Regions from separate parts of the Homo sapiens genome. Here region 1 is linked to region 2. The links are chromatin loops, found by intact Hi-C in ENCODE. Cell type or tissue: A673. All regions are shown on one strand.

Region 1 (8,000 bases), 52 kb before region 2:
TTTTCACAGGTGCATAGTTTCCACTGATTTTTATAATTATCAACTGTGCCATAGTCAGATCCATTAAATGAGAGACTACCTGACTCAAAGTATGTATTGTAAGGCCGTTAAGGCATGAAGATGGAGAGAAAGCTGTACTTTGCAGTAGATTCTGTAACAGTTTCTCTTGCTTAAATTGTATAGGTTCAGAAAGCCATCAGAATTTCTAATTGGAGTTCCTCTGTTTCCTGAAGCCAACAAATGACTTTTTTTGCTTTATTGTATTTTCTAGAACTTAAAATACAATGTTAAATCAAAGTGTTTGTGAAAGTGGATGTCCTTGAATTTTCCCTGTTTTTAGGTGAAAAGCATGTAGTTTCTCAGCATTAAGTATGATGTTACATGTAATTTTTTGGTAGATGCTCTCTATCAGTTTGAGGAAGTTTTACTCTGTTTTTAGTTGGTTGAGAGGTTTTATTGTGAATGGATGCTGAATTTATCAAATGCTTTTTTCTGAGTCTATTGAGATGATCATATGATTTTTAAAAAACTGTGTATTAATTGCTTCATAACAAATTATCCCATAACTTAACATCTTAAAACAACATACATTTTTAAAAAATCTTAGTTCCTATGGGTCTCTTGCAGATGCTCCTTAGCTGGCTCAGGGTCTCTTATGAGAGTCCAGTCAAGCAGGAAGCTGGAACTGTGGTTGTCCCTGAAAACTTGACTCACAAGGTTGTTTGCAGGCCCTAGTCTTTCTGCACAGGTGCCTCTCCACAGGGCTGCCTCATGGCATGGCAGCCGGCTTTCCCCAGGTCTGGTGATCTAAGAGGGGATACTCAAGGCAGAGAGAGCACCAAAATAGAAGAAACATTGTTCTTACAATGTTTTCTCAGAAGCGGTATCCTATGATTTTTGCCATATTATATTTATGGGATACAAGTCAACAAATGCAGCCCACACTCAAGAGCTGGGGATTACATAAGAGTGTGAATACTTAGAAGTGGGTGTTATTGGGAGCCATGTTAGAGACTGCCTACCACTGTATTTTAAAATGGTGAATTACAGATTTGTGAATGTTAAGCCAACCTTGCATTCGTGGGATTAGTGTGACATTGTCATGGTTTACTATCTTCTTTATATATTGTTGCATTCAATTTGTTGAAGATGTACCAGTAATTTTTTGCATCTGTGTTCATGAGAGAGATTGATCTGTAGTTTCCTTACAATGTTCTTGTGTGGCTTTGGTATTGGAATGACACTGGCCTTATAAAATGAATTGGGAAGTATATCCTCTTCATCAGTATTTTGAAAGGGTTTCTGTACAATTGAAGTCATTTCTTCCTTTAATGTTTGTTTTAACTTCACCAGTGGTGCCACCTGGCCCTGGCATTATCTTTGTGGTAATGTTTTTGACCACAAATTCAATTCCTGTCATAGACACAGGCCTATTCATGTTATCTATTTTTTTTTTTAACTGAGTGAGCTTTGGTAGTTTTTGTCTTTCAAATAATTGGTTTCATCTAAGTTGTGGAATTTATTGGCACAATGTTGTTTGTAGTATTTGTAGAACATCTGTAGTGATATCACTGCTCCCATTCCTGATAGTAATATTGGCGATGTATATTTTCTACTTTTTTTTCCCCTTATCTGTCTGGCTAGATGTTCATCATTTAAAAAAAACTTCTCTGAAAACCAGCTTTTGGTTTTATTGATTTTTCTTTATTGTTTTCTGTTTTCTATTTTATTTATATCCACTTTCTTATTTATTATTTCACTCTTCTTATCTTGGTTTTTATTTGCTTTATTTATTTATTTTTTTTTTAGTATTTTAAGGTGGAAGCTGAGGTTATTGCTTTGAGACTTTTCTTCTTTTCTCTAGTCATTTAGTGTTACAAATTTTCCTACAGCTAAAGTACTACTTTAGCTGAATCTCACCATTTTCGTATTTTGTGTTTTCATTTTTATTTAGTCCAAGATGCTTTCTAATTGCCTTTCTCTATTAATTTAGTCATCAACTATTTTCTGTCATCCTTATCTTTTAGTTTCTATTTTAAGTAATTTGATTTCAACGTGCCCTTACATTTTTTTTTCTTTCAAATTTTCTGTGTTTGCAGTTCATTGACTTCTCAGGCCCATGTATTTATAATTTAATTGCTTTAGTGATGTGGGTGGTTTCTTATTTACTGCCTTCATGTCCTTAAGAAGAGCACAAAAACCCTTAAAAATATTGCATGCTCCAACATACTTGTAATTCATTTTTACTTTTTGATCATGACTAGAGGACTCTGCCTTGAGTCTTTTAAAAATATCTTCAGCTGTTTTCTCACATGCTAAAAAGTATGATAATATTTTTCTCATTTGACTTAGTTAGAATTCAGCCTGTGCTTAGTAGTTGAGACATACTCATAGGGTTGATGTTTAATGATTAAAAACTTTTTGTTTCAAAAACTTGAAATGGCTTATTTTAATTATACATGCTTTTCTACTTTAGTGGTTTTTAAAACATTACATATGTTGGAATATTTATTATAAAATTCACACAAGAGTGTACCAAAAATTGCTAATCTTGCCCGTTCAATTCCACATGTCTGGAGATATCTGATGTTAATAGTTTGGTGGTGTGTTTTCCTGTATACTTTTCACCATGCTCATACACTCACAAATATCTATATCTATGCATCTGTGTCTGTATTTATATCTGTATCTGTCTATATCTATCCATATACATAGCCGCATTTATACCCCACATGGAGTCATTCTATACATATTAGCTCTGTGTATCTGTGGGTTCTGTATGCACATACTCAACCAACCACGGACCCAAAGTGTGTATTCAAAAACTTCGTATTTTTACCTTAACAGTGTGGGCTTTTCATAAATATCTTCGGTTTTTCTGCTTTTGATAGCATATAGGGATGTGGGAACTTTTTATAAGAAGAAAAGCATTCTAAAAACAATTTTATTTAGAGTTATATTTTCTTTAGAGAGAACAATTAAATTAGTTAGCTTTACAGACAAGCCAGAGGCCATCAAATTATTGAATAAAGACAACAAAGTCTCCAGAGTATCGGGAGAATGACAGGCTTAGAACTAAAGTAAAAAGCAAGGAGCAAAAATCACAGAGACTGAAATAAAATGAGAGGGTGGGGAAGGCTGGGTGAGAAGAGAATGGGTGAAGAAGGAAGAAGAAGGGAAGGAGGTGGAGGTCTAGTGGAATAATGTAAACCAAATTTTGAAATGAATGCTTTTTGGTGTTTTTCTTTTACAATGTTATTTCTTTTTATCCATTAGCTTTGAAATAAAGGAAACCCCCACCATTGTCCTCAGTTCTTCAGTATCTCTAACCATTAGCTCCATTCATTCCAATTTGGAGATGAAATCAAGATGGGGACAGATTTTAAGCATACATATTCATGCATAAAACTTTTAAACAACATAATGCCCTTTCCTTCTCTAGCCTAGGTTAGCTGCTTACACGATGACCCATCAGTTAATGTCCATCTGATTTGCCTATTTTTTGTTTTTTAAATTAAGGCTAGTTACCCAACCTCTTAATGATTCAGAAATAAACCACTTCCAGTCAGATGGTAAAACGTGTGACAGAGTTCAAGAATCATGTTAGGGTACTACTAGCAGCCTGGGCCTTAAGTTTCTCATTTTAGAGGTAGATTTTTTAGTGTAAGCTCTAGTGTGAGATCTAAGTGTAAACACAATGATTGTGAGGATTTTTTTGTACTGTAATTTATGCTGATGCAGCTTTTAGAATGTGGGCTTTTTGGGTATTTCCTGAAACTGAAATTGGCATGCTTTCTAGAGTTATATATTGGCATGTTTAGTGATATTAAAGTTGCAGTGAAGAGTTCTGAATTTAATTTCTTCTTTTCTCAGATATGTGTCACAAAGATGTCTACACGGAACTGCCAGGGAATGGACTCAGTGATCAAACCCCTGGACACAATTCCTGAGGATAAAAAAGTCAGAGTTCAGAGGACACAGAGCACTTTTGACCCATTTGAGAAACCAGCTAATCAAGTAAAGAGGGTGCATTCTGAGAACAATGCTTGCATTAACTTTAAGACCTCCTCCACTGGCAAAGAGTCACCTAAAGTTAGGCGGCACTCCAGCCCCAGCTCGGTAAGTGCAGTCTTTTTGTTTATCACTGGGTAAACAGAAGGAATAGCCTTCTTATGATAGCATGCGGTGCTGGAAGACAGCAGGAAACTTTATCAGTGCCTTATTATGCATTCTCTCCCAGGGTGGTTGAATGTTTTGGAAGAGAGAGAGCAAACTATATATGGACTCCTTATTTATAAGCACTAAGCAAGCAAATGAATGAAATGATTCAACTTATTTTTGGAAAAATCATTTTTCCCCCTTAATTGTTTCTAGTTAGAGGAATTTATAATTAAAAGTCTTTTGTATTTCAAACCCTTGGAGAGGTTATTGAACTTTACTGTGTAGGCAGTAAGGATAGTTTTGAAATTAGCAAATTCACAAGGAATTTCATTGCAGAATAAATATCAAAATTTGTTCACTTGCGTTAATCCAGTTTTTTTTGGGGGGGTACTCCACCAGTCTTTCTCATGTGACTCTGTAAAGTGACAAGTTGAAGTTCTTTTCCAGGACAAAGCCCTGTACTGAATGGAAAATGCTGGAGTAGAAATCTGTGTAGGGTAGATTCAGTAGGACCAAAGGAAAGAAGAGAATGTCCAGAAAGAAGTGTTAGAGGGAAACAGACTTTAGATATAACTAGTGATTTACAAGTTAGAAAGGAACACACCAAGAGAGAATATTCTCTGTTATATTTCTATTCTCAAATACATTTTTTCCTACTTTTTGGCTTAAATTAATATACATTATTTACAATTGTATGATAATGTAAATTTTGGTCAGGGAAACCACAAGTATGCTATGAATAAATTTCCTTCCTTGCACAACTTCTTCATTTTCTTAGTTGTCATTGTCTACTTTTCCTTCATTCAAATTAAGATAATTTTAAACACAATTTGAGGCCTGCAACTATATGACAAAACTGTAAAATGCCTCCAAAACAAATCAGATAATCTATCAGTTTTTCTCCCCCACTGAGATTGCCCTGGCAGTTCTTCATAGTCCTAATTTAATATAGATTGGTTAACCTCTAATCCTATAGTCATAAGGCGTCCTTTTCTGAGAATTTTTTCCTCCTTTTTTAATGTTAAATACCCATTCTCTGGGTTACATGTCTTTCTTGTTCTTGGTTTATTTCATTGTTTTAAAGTACATCCTCGCAGTAGCTTCTTGAGAAAGGGTGATGGGGGGTTTGTCATATGACTATGATTTTATCTGTCGTTGATTACTTGATTAATAATCTGGCCAAGTATGTGATTTTAGTTTAGAAAATAATTTTTTCTTAGACTTTTGAATACCTTGTTTTATTGTTTTCTAGGTGCCTAGATTGTATTGAAATCCCTAGACTATTCTGGTTTCCCAGTTCATCCTTTATCTGCTTTTTTGTTTGTGGAACTTTCTAGGACTTTCTTTTCATCCCTGGTGTCATCCTTTTTCTTGGTATCAATGGGTGTTTTCAATTTTTGAGTTAATTTCTTTCAGTTTCAAAAATTTTCTTATATGTTTATTTAATTTTTTGTAATCTTCTCTTTTACGATAACATTTTTATTAGTTGGATGTTGGCATTATTGGATTGATCTTCTAGTTACCTTTTCTTTTCCCTATTATTTTAAATCTTTTTTTTCCTACCTTCTGGGTTTTTTTAACTTTTAATTTTTAACCCTTCAATTGGATTTTTAATTATACTAATATTTATTTCCATGAACTCTTTCTTATTCTTTGAATGCTCTTTTAAAAAGTATCCTGTTCTATTTCAATGAATAACATATCACTTCATATGTTTCTGAGGATACAAAATGTAGCTTGGGGAATTTTTTTTCCTTTTACATATTCTCTGAATTATTTCTGGATTTCCTTTGAGTTTCTTGTTTCTGTTTATTTGTTTTGGTCTCTGCCTTACCTGTTGAGATTTTTGGTGGGTCTATGTCATGCCTCTTGGAGAGAAACTGTTGGCTGTCAGTTTATGTTATGAGTAATGTACTCAGAAGTTGATTGGAAGCTCTGTGCCTGGGTGGCTTGTCAGTTGGTTGGCTTCAGCATAGGGACTCTTGGTGAAGACCTAGTCGTTTTATTTAAGTACTCTCAAATGTCGCTGTCTCTTGATCTTGTTTTTGTTACTGGGTGTTTCTCACAAAATGGACTTACCCAATTTATTTTTTTTAGGACATATAAACCTAGCTGTCACTATTCTGAGATGATCAAGAAGGGACTGAGGACCCTTCAGTTCTCTATGCCAACTTTCTCATGATTTTTTTTTTTTTCATTCGGTATGACTCTTCAATCTGATATCCACTCTGCCTGGTATCCAAGCCCCAGTTGAATTCTCTGATTCAACCTCTTCAGAGAATAAATCTCTGGCGGGACTAGGAAGGGATAGGGGGCTGGCCGAGGGAGACTGGGGCAAAGACCTCCACCTTAAATTCACTCCAACTAATCATATCATTTGTAGCCCCAACTTGAACTTCAGCTTCCAGTTTGTGAGTATTTTTGGGATTCTGAAGTATGAATTGACTTATTTCTTACTGGCTTATGCCTTGGATCATGTAGGTATCAAGGTTTTTTTTTTTTTTTTTTTTTTTTTTTCCCCACTCATCCTAGGCAATGTGACTTCTCAACCATTTGTGTCCTGTCTTTACATTTTTATTTCTATCTCGTCTCTAGTGTTCTCTTTACTCATTTTGATTGCCCTTATGGGTTTTAATTTTAGTATTGTTTTAGTATGAATTGGTAAGGGGGAGAGATAAATACATGTTTTCAAGCCATCAAGTTTCACTGGAAGTTTTCACAGTTTCTCTATTGTATTTTTTAGTTTCTTTAGATCATCTTGGGCTTACCCTTTCCTGGTTCACCCTGGGATGACTTTTTTTAATATATATTAGGTCATTTATATTACTTTGTGTGGGAACTGCTTTGCTTTCTTTTTATTTTAGGAATTTTTGCTTCAATTCAATGTGCCCTGGAAAAATGTCTTTTCTCTTACCTTATCAAACTGGAAATGGCTTCGTTTTCTCTTTCAGCAGGATGCTATAATATCCTGTTTTTTTCTGAGTCCTTTCTGTTTGCTGCCCTTTTAAAAAATATATTTTTTCTTTTTTTAAAATTATACTTTAAGTTCTGGGGTACATGTGCAGAACATGCAGGTTTGTTACATAGGTATACACTTGCCATGGTGGATTGCTGCACTCGTCAACCTGTCATTTACATTAGATATTTCTCCTAATGCTATCCCTCCCCTAGCCCTGGTGTATGATGTTCCCCTCCCTGTGTCCATGTGTTCTCATTGTTTAACTCCCACTTATGAGTGAGAACATGTGGTGTTTGGTTTTCTGTTCTTCTCTTAGTTTGCTGAGAATGATGGTTTCCAGCTTCATCCATGTCCGCGCAGAGGACATGAACTCATCCTTTTTTATGGCTGCATAGTATTCCATGGTGTATATGTGCCACATTTTCTTAATTCAGTCTATCTTTGATGGGCATTTGGGTTGGTTTCAAGTCTTTGCTATTGTGAACTATGCTGCAGTAAACATACGTGTGCATGTGTCTTTATAGCAGAATGATTTACAATCCTTTGGGTATATACCCAGTAATGGGATTGCTGGGTCAAATGGTGTTTCTAGTTCTAGATCCTTGAGGAATTGCCACACTGTCTTCCACGATGATTGAACTAATTTACACTCCCACCAATAGTGTAAAAGCATTCCTATTTCTTCACAGCCTTTCCAGCATCTGTTGTTTCCTGATGTTTCAATGATCATCATTCTAACTGGCGTGAGATGGTATCTCATTGTGGTTTTGATTTGCATTTCTCTACTGACCAGTGATGATGAGCTTTTTTTCATGTTTGTTGGCTGCATAAATGTCTTCTTTTGAGAATTGTCTGTTCATATTCTTTGCCTACTTTTTGA
Region 2 (8,000 bases):
TCTAGTTAATACTATTTGGCAATGAGTAGTACTTGGGGACTCCTCAGAGCCTCATGGTGGTGAATCAGTGATGTGATTTTTTTGGTGCATCTCATTTCACTGCTTTGGAGATGCTTTTTTCATGAGAGTGGAAACTTGACTTTTCTTGTGTGATCCTGGGTGTGTATGCCTCTGTTAGAGAAAGAGGGGGCATTTATGACTCTGCTCAAGAAACAGAAACAGAATGCTTTAAACACATCTTTGGACCAAGAGGCTTGAAATGCTGTAAAGTTGAGCATCTGATTTATCTGCTTTTCTTTAATCCTAGCTCATGCAATGATTCATTCTCATCGCGATGCTGTATATGGCTTTTAAAACAGAAGATTAGGAATGAATGGGTTTGACTTTGATTTTTAGATACAGTATGATATGTAGTATGTAAGAATTAGCAAGAGTTTAATAAGTAATCAAAGATTGAGGAAAAGTGATAATATCAAGAAGTATATCCATTTCTTTTCTGCTTTTCTAAAACAGTTTCTGTGGGAAAAAAAAGCTACTACAGATAAAAATCTATTTGAAATGGCAACTTGACCTCAGAATGAGAAAATTTGATTTCTCTAGAAATGTGAAATACAGGTTTTTCAAAGACCTCAGTAATGTGTTTCTCCAGACAAGTGTGCTTGAAAGTAGGACCAGAGAAAAACGAAAATACCTCCTCCTCCCCCTCCCCCTTCCCCTCCCCCTTCCCCTCCCCCTTTCTCCTCCTCCTCTTCTCATTTTCCTTCTCCTCCTCCTCTCCTTTTCCTTCTCCTCCTCCTCTCCTCTCCTCCTCTTCTCCTTCTCCTCTTCCTCCTCCTCTTTCTCCCCCCCACCCTTCTCCTACCTGGCTTCCTCCTTCCCCTTTTCTTCCTTCTTAGTTTTTGTTATTTGGTGTTTGTTTGCCTTCACAGAATTCCTTTCTTCATAGTTTTCAGTGTATGTGGGTATTATATGGTACATGTGGCATTATATGGTACATGTGGGTATTATGTTTATGTATAAAAACTCATAGAGAACTAATTAACATAGTAGGTTTCAAATCTCAGTATGTGTGAAAAATCAATCTGAAAAACTCATAAGGATCTACATTTACTTATTTTTTATGAAACTATCCCATCTCATCAAACACGGCCCTTCTCTAGTAATTTCAAGAGTATGTGTAAACAACTACTTTTTACCTCTGTGGATGACTTGGAGATTTTTCCTGTGCTTTGCCTTCTTTTGATGTGTTTGGAGTTCTTCCATTCCTGGTCCTTGATAACTTTGCCTTACTTTTGTTTAGAATTTTTCCTTCTTTCATCATTCATTTTGGTTGCTTGGTACTTTCCTGTCTTCTCTGTTAGCTGGTAATCTCCTCAAGGGCTGTATGCATGTTATTTCTTGCTCCACCTGGAACAATTCCTTGCATCTAGGAAGTATTTCTCTTCAAAGTCCTGAGAAGTATACAACCCATAGCCCTAAAACTCCAGAAGGTTAATGTATTAAAATGGATGATTAAAGTCTCTCAAAACCGAACAATCAAACATCAAAGCAGATAAGCACAAGTCATCTCAATGAGAGAAGTGGAAGAATTAGAAACCGAGTGTGAGCTCGGCTTTAAAGTTCACACACACAGGGGTCATGGGGATAGAAAGGTCACAGAAGAAGTGCAAGCACTCACCTCCTGATATCATTGTTTCCAGGGAGAGTTAGTTTCAGGCATGAAAGTGCAGAACAAATGTAGATGTGAATTAAATTAACAAATGTCTTAGGACATTTGATAGTACTTTGGTTCTCTTTGGAGTTCTGATTGAAGACTTGAGATGACTGTTGCACAGAATTTTAAAGAAATTTGGAGTTGAAACTGTTTCATCACTGTCCGTGATCTTTGAGGATCTATGAAAAATTGGAGAGGCATTAGCAGTCTTGAGATGTCCAAACCTTTACAGAAGACGATAAATCTATGAACCAGAACCGAAGGAAATGGTGTGACATTCCCCTTGCACGCTCTTCTTGTTCCCCCTTCTCTAATGAAAATACTGTTCCGATGGTTTCTCAACAATTAGAAAGCAAAATAGTGACACGAAGTTAGTTAAAAAAAAAAAAAAAGTCATACTTAAATAACCTTAATTCCTTGTTTGGATCAGATTTTTAAGCTAGTAGACTTGCAGAACACTGTAGCTATTATATATCTGCTTATTTTAAAAATGTTGCTAAATGTTCCCAGTTATGTTCTGGTAGATAAGAGGATCATAGGCAGTTGGATGATGTGCTGTTGCTGGTGGTGGATCTAAAACAGGCTGTTCAGCTATACCTGAGAGTAGTAAGTTTTCCAGTAAGGTGCTGTTTCAGTATCTCTTTTACGTGGTAAGGACTTGGCTCATTTGTTTACCACTGAGCTTTCAACTATGAGGACACTCAAAATAGTTGAAAAACTTTTGAATGTTTATAGTAAAAAGGCGACTTCAGTTTTGGAGAGACCAGGCAAAGGAAGAGAGGCAGTGAGAAGCTGGTGTTGGAACCTGAAGGTTTAACACAATGATTTTCAGTCCTGGTTGCACGTTAGAATCACTGCGGGTGTTTTTACAAATACAGATGCTAGGACTTTACCCCACACCAGTTAAATCAGGGGCAGAGCTAGGCATTGTTGTTTCAAATCTCCTCTGGTGATTCTGATATGTAGCCAAGGTTGAGGACCTGTACCTTGTCATCTGTGCAGCTGCAAAAGCTCGGCCCATCCCTCTCCATGCTTTGCCTAGTGCACATAGGGGCAGCTGTGCCGAGCAGCAGCCAAAACAGTAGCCTCTATTCCACTGCTTCCAAGAGACTGCCAGGATGGAATCCTCTGTGCCTCACATCACTGTGTCATATCCCAGGCACTATCCAAAGTAAAAAAACTCCCTGATCATCCACTATGCCTCAGACTGCACCCTCATATTTCTTCTTCCCTTTTGTTTTTAACCATTTGCAAGTATCATGTTTCTTAATGTGTGCCCCACACTGTCCCTTTCCTCCATCCTTTAGGCTCTTTCCATGTGTTCTAGATATAGAACATCATTCTCTGATCAGGAAATTCCTACATATTTTCTACCTCTTCTCTGAGTGTTTACTTCTGCTTTAACAGAAAACTGGCTGTCTCTTGCAGTCCCCCAAGTAACTCATAAATTTATATGTCTGGCCTAGATTTTTCTACTGAGATCCAGACTCATAAATACCAATGCTTCCTTTATGTCTCCAGTTGGATGTTCCCAGACTAAGATCTTTTTCCCAAACAGAACTCTTGATACATTTTGTCTAAATCTTTCATCCTTTAATTTCACTCATTTCAGTAAATGATACCTACATCCACTTAGATGCTAAAATCAGGAAGTAATGGAGTCATCCTTTATAATTTCCGTATCCCAATTCAGTTTATCCTAACAGCCTGTTTGTTCTGTCTTCAAAATACCATTTTCCTTTTTTCCCATTGCTCTTACCAGTACCCTGGTGAGAATAGCCACCAAGTTTCACCCAGAGCCCCACAACAGCTTTCTGACTGCCCTTCCGGCTCCCACTGTGTGCTCCTGCAGGAATTCTCCACACCATAGCGAGTGAGCTGCAGACACAGAAGTTAATCATGCTGTTACCCTTCTTAAGATCTTTCAGTGTTTTTTGTATCAGTCCTTTATGCAGCCCAGAAGGCCCTTCGTGATCTGGCTCCTGTCCTCTCTAGCTCTTCCACCCACACCTCACTAGCTCTATCCTTCTTCCCCCATTTTTTCTTTCCCTTCCTCCTTCTCTTCTTTATTTTTGTTTAACACATCACATTCTCACCCTCTGAGCTTTTGTGCAGGTTGTTCCATCTGCCTGGAATGTTCTTGGTTTATTCTTTTATCTTCCTTTTTTCAGCTTAATCCTTTCCTGTGGAATGTAAAAATTGACCGACCTTCCTTCCTTCCTTCCTTCCTTCCTTCCTTCCTTCCTTCCTTCCTTCCTTCTTTTCTCTCTCCTCTCTCTTTTCTCTCTTTCTTTTCTTTCTCTCTTCTTTTCTCTTTTTTAAGACATGGGCAACTGGACACGGTGGCTCACGTCTGTAATCCCAGCACTTTGGTAGGCCGAGGGGTGGATCATAGTGAGTTCAGGTGTTCGAGACCAGCCTGGCCAACATGGTGAAACCCCGTCTCTACTACAGATACAAAAAATTAGCTGGGCGTGGTGGTGCATACCTGTAATCTCAGTTACTCGGGAGGCTGAGGCAGGAGAATTGCTTGAACCCAGGAGGCAGAGGTTGCAGTGAGCCGAGATTGCGCCATTGTACTCCAGCCTGGGCAACAGGGTGAGACTCCGTCTCAAAAAAAGAAAAAAATATAAAAAGATGTGCATGCTGTGTTGCCTAGGCTGAAGTGCGTGGTACAATCATAGCTTGCTATAACCTTGAACTCTTGGGCTCTAGTGGTTCCCCGACCTCAGCATCCTAAGTAGCTGGGACTACAGGCACGTGCCACCATGCTCAACTATTTTTTAAATTTTTGTAGGGAGAAGGGATTTTGCTGTGTGGCCCAGGCATGTCTCAAACCCCTGGTCAGAAGTGATCTTCCTGCCCCAGCCTCCCTATTTCTTTTATATAGCGTGCTGAGATTTTCCCTTATCACATTTATACCAATGCATATTGTATTCTTTAAAAAAGAACTTATTATAGAAAATAACTAGTAGAGAGCATAGTCATAAACTTCCATGAAGCCATCACCCATCTTCAAACATGGGCAACTCATGACTGATCATATTTCATCTATATTCATTCCCTGCAATTATTTTGAAAGAAAACCCCGGACCTTATATTACTTTATATTAGATTTATTTTTTGAAAGATAAGCATTGTGTTTTAAAACACATGACAATACTATATGATAACATGTAAAAAGTTAAATGTTCCTTAATATCAACTATACAGTATTAAAATACACTTTGTTTGAATCCAGAAAAATTGAGTCTATACATTGCAATGAATTGCAGTTACATGTCAATCTTTTAGTCCATGGGTTACCCCTACCATGCCTTTTTTCCCCTTGAAGTTGATTTGTTGAAGAAACAGATTAATTTCTCCTATAGAGCTTTAGAAGTCTGGATTTTCCTTATTGTTTCCTAATGGTGTTATTTAACTTGTTCCCTTATGCCTTTTAAATAAGTAGTTAGATTTAGACTTGGTCAGAATCTAACTGTTGATAATCTACTAAGTGATTATGGTTAGCAAAATGGTGATATTCAAATTCTGTCTTTCCGTCTTCATTTGTTACATGCAGTGCATCTATAGAGAAACTTCCTCAAATCAACTACAATATTTAATTATACTGAGGTACAGTGTATATGAAAGGGTATGAAAGGGAAGGAAAATGTTTGATATATTCTGTATTTAGAAAGTTTTAAAGTAATGAAATGATTCTGTAATACCCTCCAAAATGACCAATTAGGTTTTTTATTTCATTTTAAAACTTATAAATTTATTTATTTATTTTTATTTTTATTTTATTTTATTATTATTATACTTTAAGTTTTAGGGTACATGTGCACAATGTGCAGGTTAGTTACATATGTATACATGTGCCATGTTGGTATGCTGCACCCATTAACTCGTCATTTAGTATTAGGTATATCTCCTAAAGCTATCCCTCCCCCCTCCCCCCACCCCACAACATTCCCCAGAGTGTGATGTTCCCCTTCCTGTGTCCATGTGTTCTCATTGTTCAATACGGTGTTTGGTTTTTTGTTCTTGCGATAGTTAATGAGAATGATGATTTCCAATTTCATCCATGTCCCTACAAAGAACATGAACTCATCATTTTATATGGCTCCATAGTATTCCATGGTGTATATGTGCCACATTTTCTTAATCCAGTCTATCATTGTTGGACATTTGGGTTGGTTCCAAGTCTTTGCTATTGTGAATAGTGCCGCAATAAACATACGTGTGCATGTGTCTTTATAGTAGCATGATTTATAATCCTTTGGGTATATACCCAGTAATGGGATGGCTGGGTCAAATGGTATTTCTAGTTCTAGATCCCTGAGGAATCGCCACACTGACTTCCACAATGGTTGAACTAGTTTACAGTCCCACCAGCAGTGTAAAAGTGTTCCTATTTCCCCACATCCTCTCCAGCACCTGTTGTTTCCTGACTTTTTAATGATCGCCATTCTAACTGGTGTGAGATGGTATCTCATTGTGGTTTTGATTTGTGGTTTTGATTTGCATTTCTCTGATAGCCAGTGATAGTGAGCATTTTTTCATGTGTTTTTTGGCTGCATAAATGTCTTCTTTTGAGAAGTGTCTGTTCATGTCCTTCGCCCACTTTTTGATGGGGTTGTTCGTTTTTTTCTTATAAATTTGTTTGAGTTCATTGTAGATTCTGGATATTAGCCCTTTGTCAGATGAGTAGGTTGCGAAAATTTTCTCCCATTTTATGGGTTGCCTGTTCACTCTGATGGTAGTTTCTTTTGCTGTGCAGAAGCTCTTTAGTTTAATTAGATCCCATTTGTCAATTTTGTCTTTTGTTGCCATTGCTTTTGGTGTTTTAGACATGAAGTCCTTGCCCATGCCTATGTCCTGAATGGTAATGCCTAGGTTTTCTTCTAGGGTTTTTATGGTTTGAGGTCTAACATGTAAGTCTTTAATCCATCTTGAATTAATTTTTGTATAAGGTGTAAGGAAAGGATCCAGTTTCAGCTTTCTACATGTGGCTAGCCAGTTTTCCCAGCACCATGTATTAAATAGGGAATCCTTTCCCCATTGCTTGTTTTTCTCAGGTTTGTCAAAGATCAGATAGTTGTAGATATGCGGCATTATTTCTGAGGGCTCTGTTCTGTTCCATTGATCTATATCTCTGTTTTGGTACCAGTACCATGCTGTTTTGGTTACTGTAGCCTTGTAGTGTAGTTTGAAGTCAGGTAGCATGATGCCTCCAGCTTTGTTCTTTTGTCTTAGGATTGACTTGGTGATGCGGGCTCTTTTTTGGTTCCATATGAACTTTAAAGTAGTTTTTTCCAATTCTGTGCAGAAAGTCATTGGTAGCTTGATGGGAATGGTATTGAATCTATAAATTACCTTGGGCAGTATGGCCATTTTCACGATATTGATTCTTCTTACCCATGAGCATGGAATATTCTTCCATTTGTTTGTATCCTCTTTTATTTCATTGAGCAGTGGTTTGTAGTTCTCCTTGAAGAGGTCCTTCACATCCCTTGTAAGTTGGATTCCTAGGTATTTTATTCTCTTTGAAGCAATTGTGAATGGGAGTTCACTCATGATTTGGCTCTCTGTTTGTCTATTATTGGTGTATAAGAATGCTTGTGATTTTTGCACATTGATTTTATACCTGAGACTTTGCTGAAGTTGCTTATCAGCTTAAGGAGATTTTGGGCTGAGACAATGGGGTTTTCTAGATATACAATCATGTCATCTGCAAACAGGGACAATTTGACTTCCTCTTTTCCTAATTGAATACCCTTTATTTCCTTCTCCTGCCTAATTGCCCTGGCCAGAACTTCCAAAATTTAAACATACTTTATATCTTTAAATTGCAGGTATTATTTTACTAATGCACAAGTTGTCTAATTTGACAAATGGGAGCCTCTGGAATCTCTTTGACATGCCTCAGTCGTTTTTGTACTTAGATGTTCTGTGTCTGTTTCCTTGGCTAAACTATTGGCTCCTTAAATGGGGGGACTTGTCTATATTGTTTATCCTTCACTCCACACACAGGCTCATAGTCTCTCCATTAATATTTATTGAATAAGGGGTGGGATATTAAAATTTCATTAAGTGAAAGGCTGTCTTATAGAGGAAGACCTAGTTTAGTCTTTGTGGATTCAGATCTTGAATCAGAGAGTAAAACTCACAGGAAGCATTTTTGTCTCAACATAAGGAGGAACTAAATAATTTGAATTTTTATAGAGGAGTTGGGGTTCCATGAAAATGTTTTAGGGACTACTTTGATCCAGGCAGTGAGAGTACAAGGATAGACTATCAA

The links. Hi-C counts contacts between places; a loop is a spot of excess contacts. Peaks named below come from ENCODE experiments on the same cell type or tissue, not always from the same donor. Only the 100,000 strongest peaks of a DNase experiment are listed, where the experiment ranks them.
Region 1: a loop joins it to region 2, with 2.1 times the contacts of the local background. A loop is called at or near these places in 4 of 110 quality-filtered maps.

What each region holds. Positions count from the first base shown.
Region 1 is chr7:90,722,694-90,730,693 of GRCh38, forward strand. It overlaps CDK14 (cyclin dependent kinase 14), which reads left to right. Exons shown (of 15, transcript NM_001287135.2): 3 at 3,874-4,119. Among named protein-coding and RNA genes, the nearest start is that of CDK14, 130 kb to the left of the region's middle. In A673, no CTCF peak of the experiment used is centred here; a DNase peak (open chromatin) is centred at 4,188; H3K27ac peaks cover 4,647 bases.
Region 2 is chr7:90,774,926-90,782,925 of GRCh38, forward strand. The region is part of intron 4 of CDK14 (cyclin dependent kinase 14); the gene reads left to right. Among named protein-coding and RNA genes, the nearest start is that of CDK14, 180 kb to the left of the region's middle. RefSeq lists an enhancer at 2,187-2,246. In A673, no CTCF peak of the experiment used is centred here; a DNase peak (open chromatin) is centred at 3,786; H3K27ac peaks cover 4,168 bases.